2 separate regions of the Homo sapiens genome follow, and region 1 is linked to region 2. A link is a loop called in an ENCODE intact Hi-C map of the cell type or tissue named here. Cell type or tissue: PC-9. All regions are shown on one strand. Links, peaks and the distances in the headings refer to the core of each region. The heading gives the core; the rest is flanking DNA. Region 1 overlaps RBM46 (RNA binding motif protein 46). Region 2 overlaps GUCY1B1 (guanylate cyclase 1 soluble subunit beta 1).

Region 1 (2,818 bases), core at 181-2,680, 980 kb after region 2:
TGAAATGCCTTTAAATTAACAAGCATTTCACTGCTTGAATTATTTATAGTGCAGAACAGAATCTTAACCTGTTTTCCAAAGATTGATAATGGCTCACCTGGAACCTTATAACTTCTGTGCCCCAAATTATCCAATACTTTCATAAATTCGTAACTACAGATTTGGTCACCCTTGGACCAAAAATTAACTGGGCAGCAGCAGGAAAAAAAAAGCCGTCCACATACATGGCACATATGCTGCAAATTTTGTGGATATTCATTTACCCCATAATCTGGCCAGTAAACAAGCAGACTGGAACTATGTATTGTTGAAACAAAGTTAACAAGAAAAAAATTAAGTAAATGGGCTTCGGTCTTACAAAAATCCATATACAAAACAGGATTAAAGAAAAGTACAAAGAAAAAAAGTAACTCTAATAAAAACATCCTTAGACTATATAATGGAAGGACAATCAAATTGCACAAAAGAAAAAGTAAAGCATAGGTCAACAAAGATTTATCTACTCTATAAAAAGGTGGAGTTTTATATCATGGTTTACATTTTATTTAAATAAGTGCCAATCCCTTGAATTTGTGTACAGAAATCAAGGTATACTGTTTAAACACACAAGAATAGTAACAAAGTACAAAAACCAAATTATCAGGCAATACAACTGTTTAAGAGATTGATGTTTTCTGATGATTGTACTCTTATATACTTTTTAATCCAAAGTTATAAACATAATTATAGTAGAGCTGATAATATTATTAGTGTAGTACAAAGATTATATTTACTGAATCAAAGCAATGTATAGGCAAACTAAATTTATTTAGTTACCCAAATTATTTTCTTAAAATATGAACTATTGTGTACATAAAATTTCATATGCAGGCCATTCTTATAGCTCAAATGTTACTTGCTATATATGAGACAAATAAGGACCCGCATGTCATTAATACATCTCTAACCAAATACTGTCACTTAAGGAGCATGAAAATCCAAGGAGTTATTAATATTCTGGTGATTTAAAGTTTCTAATTATTTGGGGATACTAAGGTTTTTAATTATTGTCCTTCTGTTTTGAAGCTTCACAGGAAAGTGAACCATTCTTGGAGGTAAGGTACTACCAGGTCTTGGAAAGAGGAAGAAATGCTCTGGGATTGATGATATATCAGATATTAACTAGTAAGGGCAGATACTATGTTTGATTTTACCTAAAAGGCCTGGAAGAAACACTGAATTTTAAAGTAGTTAAAAGCATAAAATAAATTCGCCATAGTGAAACCATCATTCTACATCTTCTGTCTCCTTATTCATGAGTCCATTCACTTAATTACACTGCTACAGCATAAAAAATTGTCTACTAAATATTAAACAGGAAGCAGAGATAAGGGCATGATAGGCTGAAGAAGACTAAGTAGAGCATTTCACAGAGATTTTTCTGATTCTAAAAAAAAAAGAAAGGTAAGACAAAGAGGAGCTACAAATCAACGTAACATTAAATTTCCTTTTAAAGCCACATTAAAAATACGTATTTAGGGACATCATGTGGCAAAATTATGAACTGCTACATTCAAAATATGTATTTAGGGACATCATGTGGCAAAATTATGAACTGCTACTAACATTTAATTGTGTGTATATTTAACATATACACACAATTGCTAATGGCATCTGACATAAAGGGAAATTTTTAAAACCATTTTTAAAAATATGAATTAAATAAGATTAGACATTAGATTAATACAGCAGTAGCTGCTATTAAAACTAGTTTATTAGAAGGAGTATTTTAGGACCGTATTAACCAGACATTAAGAAGTTATAGGGTAAAGAATCAAGCATGATCAAATAGATTTATGAAGTAAATAAAATAATAAGGATCACCTTCATCAGTTAATAAACCTATGGGACAGATACTCCCCACATGGCATGTTTTGATACACATCATTATTTTCCTAGATCCTCTGTTACAAAAAGAAAATTTAGTTTCCAAACTTTTAAGTAGTTAACTTGTTTTCTAAAAACCTTGGTTTTGGCTATAGTAATTGATTAGCAAATTCAGAGAAGAAAATAACTGAAAAACAATTAGTTGTCATTATGCAAATAAAACAGTTGACTGACTGAATCTTTTATTTATTTATTTTTTTTTCCAGCTGTTCTGCTGTGAAGTAGGGGGGCATAAGCTTTGAATTCCATAAAGGAAGGGATATTAAACTGATGGATTATTTCTTGCAAAAGCAGCTGTTGGTTTTAAACTACTTGTACTCAAATATGTATCTCTGCAGACATAAAATATTTTAAAGTATTATTTTTGGTTCTACATAGGATTTTGACCATATTTTAAATGAAACCATAATCTTTTTAGAAAAAAGATTCCTTAAAACTTACTAAATAAAATCCTGATATTTTAGATCTGAGGACATTGAAGTCCAATGACTAAACAATTCATTTGCCATTCTAAGGTCACACAATTTGTTGATGGCTGAGAAAGGATTCTCAATTCTTATACTTTTATTCTGGTAATCATTCTATTAAGCTGCTTCTCTCACTGTACTAACTCCATAATATATATGGTGCATTAATACAAGTGTTTGTAAGATGAGAATTATAAGTAATGCTAAATGTTCATTTAAATGGTCTTTCAGAAAAAAAAAAGTAAACTTCAAGAGTAATACAAATACATTTTCATGAGGACTAAGCCCTCTCAGAGGGTCAAAGACACATAGTTGAGTTAATGGAATTTTGGTCACCACTTGGTCATATGAAAACAAATGTGTAAAATGTTGATCCTGATGCCTATTTCTCATTTAAGTAGGTAAATTTTAAAAGAAATTTTGCA
Region 2 (2,818 bases), core at 98-2,597:
ATTAAGAGCAATATGACTTAGGATCAAGTAGACATGGGTTTAAATAATGACTGTCATTTCATAGGAAGGTAGCCAATTCGCCCAATTTTTCTAAGACTTTATTTCTTCTGGCAAAATGGAGATAACTTTAAACATGTATATAAAGCACTTAGCACATTTCAGACGAGGCTGAAAAAACAACTGTCTCTGAAAGATTCCCTTGCCTTAATCCCTGTGAATATGTTGTATCGCATGGTGAAAGGGATTTTGCAGATGTGATGAGGGTTATGGACCTTGAGTTGGGAAGATTATCCTGGATTATCCAGGTGAGCCCAACCTAGTCACATGGGTGACTGTGCACTTAAAAGTCAAGAAGCTTTCCCTGCTACATGGTGACAGAGAGATGTGCAATGACAAAAGGTCAAAGAGATGGGAGTATGAGAAGGATTCAACACCATGCGACTGGTTCTGAGATGTAGGAGACTGTTGAAGGACTGGAGAGAGGTCTCCAGGACTTTAGGGCAGCTGCCTGCTGACAGTCAAGGAAACTGGGTCCTCAGCCCTATAACTGCATGGAACTGAATTCTGTCAATACTTGAATGAGGAAGAAAACAATTATCCCCAAAAGCCAACATAAAGAAACACAGTCCCGTCCCACCAGCACAGCACGCTGAATATAGTCCAGTAAGACCTGCAATGGACTTCCAACTTATGAAACCATAGGGTAATAAATTTGTGTTAAGCACTTAAGTTTGTGGTCATTTGTTATGGTAGCAATAAAAAACAAATACACCAAGCAAGTAGTAATCTATTCACAACTGGTGATTATTTTTAAAGAGAAGAAAAGAAAAACAACAAAACAGTTTCAAAATGTCATGGGCATAAAAGAACATACCTAAAATGAAAGTACTGGAGATATGCCAAAATTAAACTATGGCTTTCATTCCAAATGTCTCAAAGAGGTCAATTTAGAAAAACAGAAAAATCCAGTGAGATTACTGGGAGGAAACTACGGTGAGAATGAGATGATTCCGCGGGTGTCCACATTTGAGCAATACTCTAACAGGACACTTACAGCATTAATTTTCTGTCCCTTCCACACATCCACTCAATCATGCATTCACTCTATAATGTTATTGTATGTGCATTATATATCATACACTGTGTCATGTGGGCTTGGGTGCAGGGTAGATGTTTGGATGCAGATCTGCATGATGAGGATTAAGCAGCTCATGGTTTATATCACAAATGGATGTGTAGAGTGGCTTTTGATGAGCAAATGAGGAAGCCAACAATTCAGACTGAAAGAATGGAGTTAAAAATACTTCAAACTGAAGATGTGATTTGAGCTAGGTCATGAAGTTTGACAATCTAATCCAGATAAATGATTCAATGACCTCCTCAACTCGATAAATCTGGTGACTTTTTGAACCGTCTGCATCTACTGTTTCCTTCCCCACAATTATACCTGATGGAGTCAAGCTAATTCTTAGCAAAAACATCAGTTCATCCGGATTGCCTCTAGAGGCTGCTATTGCCATGTAAAAGTAATCCAATATGGCAGCCACTAAGTATTGAAGAGGTATATATAACCTACAAACCCCGGAGTCCTAAAACTGTTTTACTTGGTTGAATAGTATGAGAGGTTCTTCCAATGATGAATCATTCTCATTAGGACTCTTCCCTTAGAAGGGACGACCTGAGAACTGCTTCATAGCCCTCTCAGACCCCTTATACTTCTACTTATGTTGTGAAACATTTTGTGAAAGAAAATCGGGTGAGAAAAAAAAAATCACTGAGAGAGTTTTATTTTTATCTGCATTTCTCACAAAGTCAAAATTGAGCTTGTGGCTGCATTTAGAAAATGTTTCTAATAGAGTCAGGCCCAGGTACTGTGTTGTTGGCTCACTTAAAAAAGAAATTGAGGCCAGGCGTGCTCTCACACCTGTAATCCCAGCACTTTGGGAGGCGGAGGCAGGCAGATTACTTGAGGTCAGGAGTTCGAGAACCAGCCTGGCCAACATGGTGAAACCCCACATCTACTGAAAATACAAAAATTGGCCAGGCGCGGTGCCTCACACCTGTAATCCCAGCACTTTGGGAGGCCAAGGCGGGCGGATCACAAGGTCAGGAGATCAAGACCATCCTGGCTAACACGGTGAAACCCCGTCTCTACTAAGAGAAAAAAAAAGAAATTAGCAGGGTGTGGCGGTGGGTGCCTGTAATCCCAGCCACTCAGGAGGCTGAGGCAGGAGAATGGCATGAACCCGGGAGGTGGAGCTTGCAGTGAGCCGAAATCTCGCCACTGCACTCCAGCCTGGGCGACAGAGTGAGACTCCATCTCAAAAAAAAAAAAAAAAAAAAAAAAAAGAAAGAAAGAAAATACAAAAATTAGCCAGGCGTGGTGGGGCATGCCTGTAGTCCCAGCTACTTGGGAGGCTGAGGCATGAGAATCGCTTGAACCCAGGAGGTGGAGGTTGCAGTGAGCCCAGATCTCACCACTGCACTCCAGCCTGGGCGACACAGTGAGATTCTGCCTCAAAAAAAAAAAAAAAAAAAAGGAAATTGAACCAAACAATAACTTCAAAAAGGCATTTTAATATTTTTTCTATACAGAATGCTTACATATTTCATAAATCAATGTACCAATGTGCTTATATCATTTTCATACTCATCTTTTTTACTGGATTATTAAAACATTTCTACTTTCACTCAAGCAGATGGCATAAGGCAATAACGACTTGCACCACTTATGTCACTGGCACCACTTATGCTGGGGCAAGTCAGAGAGTGGACACAATCATCCAAGTCAGTACTTCCTGAGTCACTAAAGATAGGC

Evidence for each region. A loop is a pair of places that touch in the nucleus more often than their neighbours do. Peaks named below come from ENCODE experiments on the same cell type or tissue, not always from the same donor. Only the 100,000 strongest peaks of a DNase experiment are listed, where the experiment ranks them.
Region 1: a loop joins it to region 2, with 9 times the contacts of the local background. A loop is called at or near these places in 14 of 110 quality-filtered maps.

Annotation. Positions count from the first base shown.
Region 1 is chr4:154,805,962-154,808,779 of GRCh38, reverse strand. All of the region lies in intron 4 of RBM46 (RNA binding motif protein 46), which reads right to left. Among named protein-coding and RNA genes, the nearest start is that of RBM46, 26 kb to the right of the region's middle. In PC-9, for the core only: a CTCF peak has its summit at 1,535; no DNase peak of the experiment used is centred there.
Region 2 is chr4:155,785,993-155,788,810 of GRCh38, reverse strand. All of the region lies in intron 4 of GUCY1B1 (guanylate cyclase 1 soluble subunit beta 1), which reads right to left. Among named protein-coding and RNA genes, the nearest start is that of GUCY1B1, 28 kb to the right of the region's middle. In PC-9, for the core only: a CTCF peak has its summit at 1,528; no DNase peak of the experiment used is centred there.